Regions from separate parts of the Homo sapiens genome. Here region 2 is linked to region 1. A link is a contact called in ENCODE Hi-C or POLR2A ChIA-PET data. All regions are on one chromosome and are shown on one strand. Each heading gives the region's core, a stretch centred on a gene start or an enhancer-like site at or near the end of the contact. The rest is flanking DNA. Distances are from core to core; before and after follow the strand shown. Region 1 holds the start of SNHG20 (small nucleolar RNA host gene 20). Region 2 has its middle 16 kb from the start of LINC00868.

Region 1 (5,689 bases), core at 70-2,569:
CTGCAACCTCTCCACCTCCTGGGTTCAAGCGATTCTCCTGCCTCAGCCTCCTGAGTAGCTGGGATTACAGGCACATGCCACCATGCCCAGCTAATTTTTTGTATTTTTAGTAGAAATGGGGTTTCATCATGTTGGCCAGACTGGTCTCGAACTCCTGACATCAGGTGATCCACCCGCCTCGGCCTCCCAAAGTGCTGGGATTACAGGCATGAGCCACTGCACCTGGCTGAATTATGCCCTCTTAAGTGTGATCATTTAACCTTGTCTCCCTAACTGGGTTGTAGTTCCCAGAGAACAAGGGCCATGACTGTTTTCTTCATCTCTGTATCCGTAACATTTAACATGATGTCAGGCCAATGTATCAACAAATGTTTATTGAATGAAAGACATGACAGTAACATTGTTTATGAAGTTTTGAAAAGCAAGGGCTCTCTGATACTAACTACAACCATTTTCTTTAAACGTAGGTCCTGTTTGCAGTATCATACATGATCATCAAACTGCTGCTAGAATGCTCACACCTGTTACTGCAAATTCAAAACCCAGGAAAGACTTCTTCCGGGAATTTACTTTAGGTCAGGGTTGGGCTGCCTGGTACCATGCTGCACCCACAACTTGGCAGGCTCAACAACACAGGAGCCTTTCCCCAGACCGTCTGACCTGAACACTTTGTCACCATGCTTGACATACCTGGATGCCCTGCTGAGGTCACTTCGAATGCTCTCATCAACGAGGGGCAGGAAGAAAATAGTGGTTGCTGCATGTTTTCAGCCAATCGTCGGGGGATATTTCTCATTTTCTGTTGAAACCTTGGGGGAAAAAGTAACATAATGTGCTTTAAAAGGACAAAAGTCATTCGACGCTTACCACACTCCTAGAAACCTGGGCTAACCCAGCCAGGGACCCCAATGCTTTTCTGCTGGCTACGGGGCCTCCCTACAGCTCCTCATTCCAATTTCGGTGGCTGTGTGCGGACCAAGTTCTCTTTTGTCGCCTCCCGTCCAAGCCCTACTTGCGATGGGAGAAGCCGTCCCCGAAATCCCGGGCGCCGTGGAGGGGGTCTGGTCTCTGGGTCTCTGGTCACCCGGTCAGTGCCTCCAGCCCCCGGCAGAGCTCTGTTATCGTCCCGGGGCGAGCCCAATTCCGCAGGCTAGGGCCGATGGCGGCGGAACTGTGGTCAGGGCTGCCCTGAGTCATCCTGCGGACTGCGAGTCGGCGACCACCAGGAGGCGAGAGCGGGTTTCCCCTCCAACAGGCCAAAGCACGTGTCTCCACTTACTTCCCACTCCCCTGGGCGGAAGTAGCTCCGTCAGCAACTTCCGGCCGGAAGTGATAACTTACCATAGAGATAGCAGCTAGAGAGTCGATGACTTTGGATCTGGGTCATCCAAGCCGGACTTAAAGGGGTCGCAGCCCGCGCGGTGTGATTAATGGGGACTAGAGCCTGGGCCAGAGGGGAGGGCCCTGGAGCGAGGGAATCAGAAGGAACATCCCATTTCTTGAAAGCCCGCTGGGTTCCTGGAGCCGTGAAAGCATTATCTCTCTACTCCTCATGCAACCCTCTGAATTAAGTGCAAAGACCACTCCTGTCTTGTAGATGAGAAGTGGGGCGCTCCGGAGATGCTTGGTTACTTTTCCAAGCACAGCCGGCCAGGAAGTGGCAGAGCTGGGTTCACACCTAAGTCATTTCTGCTCCAAACCCAATGCCCTTTCCACCACCCCAGGTGGCAGGAAGGAGAAAGCTCAAGAGCAGAGGGGCTACGTGAAGATGCAGGCCGTCCTGGCCTATTGGGATACCCCCTGAAAAGCCTATTGCTCCAAAAGACCTGGTAGATTCCCGACAGTTCACTGTCTGTGGGCACAGGAAGCAACGAACAGGAATCTTGCTCTGAGTCTAATCCCACAACCAAGGAAGAATTGCTGGACCTTGTCTCAGAGGCGTTTGAACCAGAGCAACTCCATCTTGAATAGGGGCTGGGTAAAATAAAGCTGAGACCTACTTGGATGCATTGCTAGGTCATACAGCTCATAAAGACCTTGCTGATCAAACAGGCTGCAGTAAAGAAGACGGCCAAAATCCTCCAAAACCAAGATGGCTATGAGAGTGACCTCTGGTTGCCCTCACTGGTACACGCCCACCAGCGCCATGACAGTTTACAAATGCCGTGGCAACGTCAGGAAGTTACCCTACATGGTCTAAAAAGGGGAGGCATGAATAATCCACCCCTTGTTTAACATATCACCAAGAAATAACCATTAAAAAAAAAAGGCCAGGTACACTTTGGGAGGCCGAGGCAGATGGATCACTTGATGTTGGGAGTTCGAAACCAGCCTGACCAACCTGGTGAAACTCCATCTCTACTAAAAATACAAAATTAGCCAGGTGTGGTGGCACACACTTGTAATCCCAGCTACTTGGGAGTCTGAGGCAGGAGAATCGCTTGAACCCAGGAGGCGGAGGGTGCAGTGAGCCAAGACTGCACCACTGAGGCCAGGCATGGTGGCTCGACCCTGTAATTCCAGCACTTTGGGAGGCCAAGGCGGGCAGATCACCTGTGGTCGGGAGTTTGAGACCAGCCTGACCGACATGGAGAAACCCCGTCTCTACTAAAATTACAAAAAATTAGCCAGGCGTGGTGGTGCATGCCTGTAATCCCAGCTACTTGGGAGGCTGAGGCAAGAGAATTGCTTGAACCAGGCAGGTGGAGGTTGCGGTGAGCCGAGATTGCGCCATTGCACTCTAGCCTGGGCAACAACAGAGAAACTCCGTCTCAAAAAATAAAATAAAATAAAATAAAATAAAGACCGTGCCACTGCACTCCAGCTTGGGTGACAGAGCGAGATTTTTATGACCGCACCTCCTTCACAATGTCTTTGAGTTGTCTCACTCACATTCAACAATACATACTGTTAGTTTTATTAACTTGGAAATATTTAACTTACATTTTTGTTTTGATGGAGGAGCTACAGTTCTGTTTTGTTTTACCATATTTCATGAGTTTACATAAGAATGAAAGGATATAATTGTATAATCAGCTTAACTGGAGTAAACAGGTTTGTAAACAACGCAAGTGGCTTCAGGCAGGCATTGGGCTCACCTGGTTGGAGCAGAAGCCGGGTGCCCCAGGAGGGGAGCCTCCAGGTTTCTTTTGTGTGGGTGATCCCCGTCAGTACCACTTGGAGTGGGAGAGGGACTTTTCTCAAAGGAAGCAGGGGTGAAGGCGTCCTGGACAGGCGAAAACTACAGGCGTCTACTACATGGCCCTACCTCTGCCCCCTGGTGGTGGCTCTTGGTGGCGCTGCTGACCACAGGTGATGTTAGAAACAAGCCAGCCGTGCACCTAGCAGGTCTTCTCCGGGGCTGCCTGTCTGACCTGCAGGATAGAGTCCACACGATTGCTTTCCCCCTCTTTTTCCATTTCTGCTTCATTAGGAAAAAACAAAACTCAACAAATCACCCTTACCTGTCCTGGCCCTGTTGATCTGACCGCCTTTCATCACCTTGGTGCCCACACAGACCCCTGCTCCAGCCATTCTGCCCAGCCCAGCTCCCAGACACTCCGCGCATCCGCACTCCAGCAGAGCACACCTGCCCTTTGAAGCCAGCTCTGGTCCCAGGTGACAGTTTCTTCTCACATGCTCTCCGGTGCCAATTGTTTGACATATCCTGTGTCCCCTGGGCTATTTGTTACACACCTTTCGATGAACACATCTGGTCTCTGTTGAGTGGGGCTGTTCTCTCTAAAGGCAGGGTGTTGTCAGCATCCTCAGCCTTATCGGGAAGATGAGGTCTGCAGCAGGAACCTTTGCCCCCACCTCCCCAGACGAGAGAGGATGAATCCCCCGGAGCTGGGAGGGCTGCAGGAAACAGAGATACACATCTCCTTCCTGGCCAGATGCTTGCTACATCACAGACCCTGCCAGCAGGTCCTGGCACTGCTGCCAGAGAGAATGTGGTGAGAGGCCAGGCATGATGGCTCATGCCTATAATCCCAGCACTTTGGGAGGCTGAGCAGGTGGATCACCTGAGGTCAGGAGTTCAAGACCAGTCTGGCCAACATGGTGAAACCCTGTTTCTACTAAAAATACAAAAATTAGCTGAGTGTGGCAGTGGGTGCCTGTAGTCCCAGCTACTCAGGAGGCTGAGGCAGGAGAATTGCTTGAACCCAGGAAGGGGAGGTTGCCGTGAGCAGAGATCGCACCATTGCACTCCAGCCTGGGTGACAAGAGCGAAACTCCATCTCAAAAAAAAAGAAAGAAAGAAAAGAAAAAGACAAAAAAGAAAGCATAGGGAAGCCGGGCATGGTGGCTCACACCTGTAATCCCAACACTTTGGGAGGCCGAGGCTGGTGGATCACTTGAGGTGAGGAGTTCAAGACCAGCCTGGCCAACACAGTGAAACCCCGTCTCTACTAAAAATACAAAAATTAGCCGAGTATGGCAGCAGGCGCCTGTAGTCCCAGCTACTCGGGAGGTTGAGGCAGGAGAATCACTTGAACCCAGGAGGCGGAGGTTGCAGTGAGCTGAGATTGTGCAACTGCACTCCAGCCTGGGTGACACAGAAAGACTCTGTCTCAAAAAATACATAAATAAATAGTTTTGTTACAATTTTGTATGCAGGGAGTCAGGGACACACTTATATAAACATTTTCTTTCTTTCTTTTTTTGGGTTTTTTTTTTTTTTTTTTTTTGAGAGAGAGTCTTGCTTTGTCACCCAGGCTGGAGTGCAATGGTGCGATCTTGACTCACTGCAACTTTCACCTCCTGGGTTCAAGCGATTCTCCTGCCTCAGCCTCCCGAGTAGCTAGGATTACAGGCATGCGCCACCACGCTTAGTTAATTTTTATATTTTTAGTAGAGATGGGGGTTTCACCAGGTTGGCCACGCTGGTCTTGAACTCCTTACCTTAAGTGATCCGCCTGCCTCAGCCTCCCAAAGTGCTGGGATTACAGGTGTGAGCCACCGCGCCCCGCTAAAAGTTTTCTTCGTTGATTTTGTGAAATTCAAATATAACCCGTGTTCTATATTTTATCTGGCAGCCCTAATTGCAAGGCAAAAGCCACAGTATCCCCCTGCACAGGGCTGAGAGGAAGCAGGTGGGGGCAGGAGAGGTGCCGGCAGTTTGCAGATGTGCAGAGCTAGTGGAAGACATTCCTCAAAGTCCCCATGGTTCAGGAACCCACTTTATTTATGTTTTACTTACTTTAATTTTTTTTTTTTTTGAGACGGTCTCACTCTATCGCTCAGGCTGGAGTACAGTGGCACAATCAGGGATCACTGCAGTCTTGATCTCCTGGGCTGAAGGGATATTCCCGCTTCAGCACCCAACCCCACCCCTGGCCCCAGCAGCTGGGACTACAGGCACGTGCCACCATGCCCAGCTAATGTTTTTTCTTTTTTTCTTTTTTTTTTTGAGACAGAGTTTTGAGAGTTTTGCTCTTGCTGCCCAGGCTGGAGTGCAATGGTACAATCTCAGCTCACTGCAACCTCCGCCTCCTGGGTTCAAGTGATTCTCCTGCCTCAGCCTCCATGCACCACCATGCCCAGCTAATTTTTTGTATTTAGTAGAGACGGGGTTTCACCATGTTGGTCAGGCTGGTCTCGAACTCCTGACCTCAGGTGATCCACCCACCTTGGCCTCGCAAAATGTTGGGATTACAGGCATGAGTCACTGCACCTGGCCTATTTT
Region 2 (5,689 bases), core at 2,091-4,590, 250 kb after region 1:
TTGGCCTCCAAAAGTGCTGGGATTACAGGCAAGAACCACCTAGCCCAGCAATTTTTCCACAATTCTGAAACCTAGAAGTCCAAGTTCAAGGTGTTAGCAGGGTTGGGTTTTTGTTCACGCCTCCTACGTTGGCTTGCATGACCTTCACCTGGTCTTCCCTGTGTCTGTGTCCCTCTTCTTGTAAGGACACCCATCATGTTGGATAGGGCCCATTTTCACTTAATTTTTATTTTATTTTGAGACGGAGTTTCACTCTTGTCGCCCAGGCTGGAGTGCAGTGGTGCAATCTCGGCTCACTGCAACCTCCGCCTCCCAGGTTCAAGCGATTATCTTGCCTCAGCCTCCCAAGTAGCTGGGATTACAGGTGCCACCACCATGCCCGGCTAATTTTGTATTTTTACTAGAGACGGAGTTTCAACTGTTGGCCAGGCTGGTCTCAAACTCCTGACCTCAGGTGATCCACCTGCCTTGGCCTCCCAAAGTGCTGGGATTACAGGCATGAGCCACTGCACCTAACCTAATTACCTCTTTTTTCTTTTTTTTTGAGATGGAGTAGCCCTCTGTTGCCCAGGCTGCAGTGCAGTGGTGTGTGATCTCAGCTCACTGCAACCTCCACCTCCTGGGTTCAAGCGATTCTCCTGCCTCCCGAGTAGCTGGGATTACAGGCACATGCCACCATGCCTGGCTAATTTCTGTATTTTTAGTAGAGACAGAGTTTCACCATGTTGGCCAGGCTTGTCTTGAACTGATACCCCCACCTCAGCCTCCCAAAGTGCTGAGATTACAGGTGTGAGCCACAGTGCCTGGCCCTAATTACCTCTTTAAAGACCCTGTCTCCAATGGTCACATTCTGAGCTACAGGGTTTGGGGTTCTAACATACGAATTTGGTGAGATGAATGCAATTCAGCTCTTAAAAGGTGCCCACTCAGAGAACTGCCACCCAGCAGCAAAAGGGTTAAAGGCAGAAGCCGGGTAGGGGTGGAGAGCTGGGGGGAGTGTGTGTCTGCATTAAGTAGATTAAGTGGGAGGGACTGCTCCAAGCCTCAGCTATAATTAGAGAAATTAAAGTCCCGGCTGGAAAGAGCAGGAGCTCTCCTGCCTTATCATTAATGGGGAGTGTGCTGGTGCTCCGGGGAAGTTTGGGTTTGCGGCTGCTGGGACCTGTAATAAGGGGAGGAAGTGAGCTGACTCCAGCCAAGGTGCTTGGTGCATGGCTCAGAATAGACCTGGGTATGCATGAGACCATCCTAAGGTCTCTGGGAGCCCAGCCTGCAAGCCTCCAGGTTCCCCCAGCCAAAGCCCACCCCAAGTGATCCCCCCACCCTCTACCAGAGGAGCACTGGCCGGTCCAGCTCCGACTGGTCAGGGCACTCGGCCCCTCTCCCCACGAACAGCGCAATTTGCTGCCTGAGCTACAAGAGGTGTTTGTTTGAAACATGAAGGTACTGAAGGACTGATCCAGGTGCCCTGGACCCACTGGGTACAAGGGGAAACTAGTCCCTTCCGGAGGACGCTGCTGGAGGGGGTGGGGTCAGGTCCAGTAAGGAGCAGAGTGGAACCCCCTTGCGTGGCTGCATCAGAGGCCACCCAGGGGCCACAGCATGGGCAGTCACAACTCCAGCGTGGGGGTAGTGATGACTTCCCTTGCTCAGGAATTCCAGCTTTTGTCTTCCTTCTACCCTTCACCCAAAAGACCGGAACCGGGGGAGAAAAAAAGGGAGTGTCCTGGGGCAAAGGGAGACACAGCCCTCCACAGACATGGGTGGGTGGGGGGAACAAAAGGAGAGAGAGAGGGGGAGAGACTGAGAGGCAGAGAGAGAGAGAGAAAGGGAGGGAGAGGCAAAGAGAGAGGGAGAGACAGAGAGGTGGGGTGGGGGGAGGGAGAGACAGAGAGGCAGAGAAAGAGGGAGAGAGAGACAGAGAGGGAGAAAGAGAGGGAGAGATAGAGAGGGATAGAGAGGCAGAGAGAGAGAGGGAGAGAGAGGGAGAGACAGAGATGCAGAGAGAGAGGGAGGGAGAGGCAAAGAGGGAGAGACAGAGAGGCAGAGAGAGGTGGGGGGAGGGAGAGAGAGGCAGAGAGAGAGAGGAAAAGAGAGAGGGAGAAAGAGGGAGAGACAGAGAGGCGGAGAGAGAGAGAGAGGAAAGAGAGGCAGAGAGAGATAGAGACAGAGAGGGAGAGAGAGACAGGGAGAGGGACAGAGAGAGAGAGGGAGGGACAGAGAGAGAGAGGGAGGGACAGAGAGGCAGAGAAAGAGAGGCAGAGAGAGAGAGAGAGAAGCAGAGAGTGGGAGAGACAGAGAGGCAGAGAGAGAGTCGGGGGAGAAACAGAGGGAGAGAGGAGAAAAGAGACAGAAATAGAGAGAGACAGAGAGGGAACAAGAGGGCGGGGAGAGGAGAGAAAGAGACTGACTGAGGGAACAGAGGGAGTCAGGGAGAGAAAGAGGGAGAAAAGGAGAGAGAGGAAGAGACAGGTGGGGAGAGAGGGAGGTAGAAAAGAAGAGAGGGAGGAAGGGACAGAGAGCTTGGCTCAGGGAGGCCAACAAGACTGTTTTACCAGGAACACAGTGATGAGAACAGAGCTCTGGTCTGGAGGGGCTGATGCTCCCTGTGGAAGTCCAGCTCTGGTCTGGAGGGGCTGCGTGCTCTCTACAAGGAAGACGACGTGCTGTGCTAGTGAGTGTTGGGACAAGACCTCTTTGAGGAGGTAACACTGAATTCAGACTGGAGTGAGGAGGAGACACAAAGGTGCCAGGGAGGTAGTTCCAAGCAGCAAATGCAGGAGCCCTGGGAGGGGTCAGCACTGGGCAACTAGAAGGGGAAGGAGGAGATGGGGTGGGAGGGCTGGGCAGGCCAGACCACAGAGCAGCTGGGATGGATTCTGGTTGCAGTTAGGGGTGCAGGGAGCGAGGTGCTGGGATTTGTGCTGTAGCCGGGTCACTCTGGCTGCTGGGCTGGGGGACACGGGACAGGAGTGGGGAGGCAGAGAGCTGGGAGGGCCAGCCTGATCCGGAGTGGGCTGAGGCAGTGGGGGTGGAGGGAAGTGTAGGTTGGGATATGTCTGGAGGGACGAGCCCAGGTGACTGGCTCAGGGCAGGAGAAAGAAGGAAACAAATGCAACTCCTGAATCTGGAGGCTGAGCAGTGGCAGGTGCCGTTCTCTGCGATGGGGAAGGTGGGATCAGAGAATTTTCACGTGCTCAATCCATGTGCCTATGAGGCACCCAGGAGAGGTGTCAAGAAGAGATGGATCTCATGGGGGCTCAGGGGAGGTGTCAGCGCAGGGAACAGAAATGCAGAAGACAGCGGCAGATGCTCTACAAAGGCACGGCACAGGTATTAACAGCCTCCTAGGAGGCGCTGTCCAACACCGCAGCCAGCAGCCAGCAGCCACTGTGGCTATTTACATTTAAATTCATTAAAATGAAACTAAAAGGAAACCTCAGGCCGGATGCAGTGGCTCAAGCCTGTAATCCCAGCACTTTGAGAGGCCGAGGTGGGTGGATCATCTGAGGTCAGGAGTTAGAGACCAGCCTGGCCAACATGGTGAAACTGTCTCTACTAAAAATACAAAAATTAGCTGGACATGGTGGCATGCACCTGTAATCCCAGCTACTCAGGAGGCTGGGGCAGGGGAGAATTGCTTGAACCCAGGAGGCAGAGGTAGCAGTGAGCCGAGATCATACCACTACACTACAGCCTGGGTGACAGAGGGAGACACTCCATCTCAAAAAAAAAAAAAAGAAAGGAAAAAAAAGGAAACCGGTTTCTCAGTCACACTGACCACCTTGCACGTGGCTCATGGCTACTGTGTTGCACAGCACAGAGAGAACATCTCCAACATGGCAGAAAAATCTGTTGGGGCCGGGCATGGTGGCTCACGCCTATAATCCCAACACGTTGGGAGGCGGAGGCAGGCAGATCACTTCAGCCCAAGAGTTTGAGACCAGCCTGGGCAACATACTGAGACCCCCATCTCTACAAAAAATAAAAAATTAGCCCAACACAGTGGTGCATGCTTGCAGTCCCAGCTGCTCAGGAGGTTGAGGCATCAGTGAGCAGTAACTGTGCCACCGCACTCCAGCCTGGATGACAGAGCAAGACCCTGTCTCAAAAACAAAAAAAAAAGCACCTCTGTTGGACCATGCTAAGATAGAAAAGACAGCCAAGAGCTGAGCCAGGCACAGGCCAGCATTGAGTGCTCAGAAACGACACCTGAAAAATGTGCTGTCTGGGGGGCCTGGAGCTGAGAGGTGACGTCGCTCATCAGAGACCTTGTCAAAGGCCAGTTCAGTGAAGAGCGGAGAGGACTGAAGTGAGCGGAGGGGAGGAAGTGTAGACCATGAGAGGAAAGAAATAAGCATCAGGCCGGGCGCTGTGGCTCATGCCTGTAATCCCAGCACTTTGGGAGGCTAAGGCAGGCAGATCAAGAGGTCAGGAGTTCGAGACCAGCCTGGCCAACATGCGAAACCCCGTCTCTAGTAAAAATACAAAAATTATCCAGGTGCAGTGGCGCGTACCTGTAGTCCCAGCCCCTCGGCGCAGGAAAATCACTTGAACCCAGGAGGTGGAGGTTGCAGTAAGCCGAGATGGTGCCACTGCAGTCCAGTCTGGGCAACAGAGCAAGACTCTGTCTCGAAGGGAAAAAAAAAAAAAAAGAAGCATCAGCTCAAGGGTGGTCACCTAGGACGTGTCATCATCACAGGAGGAAGGACTGGAGTCTTCAGGCCTCTATGCCATTGACTGTTCACGGCCTGGCTGACCCCTTTCTCAGGATGTCCTACAACAGCCGGAGCCCAGAGGACAGAGCCCAGGCTGAGAGTCAGCAAGCGGAGGGAGCACTCTGCCCTGAAGCCTGGGCTCACTCCCTGCACTGTGAGTTAAAGATGGCACTGAGCTGTCTTTCTGCTTATTCTAGATCCAGTTTCACTGGCGCTGGCCATGTCCAAGGCCAGGCCCTGAGCTCACCAGCTGAAATGGAACCTGTCTCAGGGGGTCCAGGCCAGCAGAGCCATTTCAACAGGGTCAAGCCTTCTCAGCCCAGAGCAGACCCCAGAAGCAAAGGGCTCCCACTCCAGGGCCCTGTGACAAGGCTCTGAGCCACTTCCTTCCACCGTGTGCTCAGGGCGAAGGTGGACAGCCCCAGACAGGGCCCGGGCATTCTTTGGGTGGCCTCCTACGTCTTTCCTCTGTGCCCCTTCCCTGCTGTCTCTTTGTGTGTCTGAATTTCCTCTTCTTTTCTTTCCTTTTTTTTTTTTTGAAACAGAATCTCACTCTGTTGCCCAGGCTGGAGAGTAGTGGCGTGATCTCAGCTCACTGGAAACTCCGCCTCCCAGGTTCAAGCAATTCTGTCTCAGCCTCTCGAGTATCTGGGATTACAGGCACGTGCCACCACGCCCGGCTAATTTTTGTATTTTTAGTAGAGACGGGGTTTCACCATGTTGGCCACGCTGGTCTGGAACTCCTGACCTCAGGTGATCCACCCACCTCGGCCTCCCAAAGTGCTGGGATTACAGGCGTGAGCCACCATGCCTGGCCTGAATTTCCTCTTTTTATAAGGACACCAGTGAGACTGGATTATTGCCCGCTGAGCCTCATTTTAACTTAATCACCTCTTTAAAGGCCGCATCTTTAAATACACTCACATTCTGAAGTACAGGGGTTAGGGATTCACTATGAGTTAGTTTTTTTT

What was found. Hi-C counts contacts between places; a loop is a spot of excess contacts on that map. ChIA-PET counts read pairs that join two places held with the same protein, here RNA polymerase II (POLR2A). Pooled maps may share reads with other maps.
Region 2: a pooled map shows a loop between it and region 1 (3-fold over the local background). The contact joins the enhancer-like site here to the promoter of SNHG20 in region 1. A Hi-C loop is called at or near these places in 1 of 168 maps with a recorded cell type or tissue (DLD1) and 2 of 50 pooled maps. POLR2A ChIA-PET finds 5 or more read pairs at or near these places in 6 of 52 experiments (Caco-2, HEK293, OCI-LY7 and 3 more).

What each region holds. Positions count from the first base shown.
Region 1 is chr17:77,084,273-77,089,961 of GRCh38, reverse strand. It overlaps SNHG20 (small nucleolar RNA host gene 20), which reads right to left and starts at 1,319. Exons shown (of 3, transcript NR_027058.1): 1 at 1,013-1,319; 2 at 691-809. MIR6516 (microRNA 6516) reads right to left here and starts at 545; the gene lies at 465-545. It also overlaps a transcript of SEC14L1 not described here and SCARNA16. RefSeq lists enhancers at 838-947, 283-1,217, 1,138-1,447, 714-1,913.
Region 2 is chr17:76,837,576-76,843,264 of GRCh38, reverse strand. No RefSeq gene overlaps it. Among named protein-coding and RNA genes, the nearest start is that of LINC00868, 16 kb to the left of the region's middle. RefSeq lists enhancers at 1,458-1,974, 3,229-3,278, 3,389-3,448, 3,699-3,748, 4,389-5,113 and a silencer at 3,462-3,657. Within about 2 kb of position 3,340, at least 2 of the 41 ENCODE cell types and tissues checked have a DNase peak (open chromatin) inside an H3K27ac peak, as active enhancers do; they include OCI-LY7, where a contact is called at or near this core.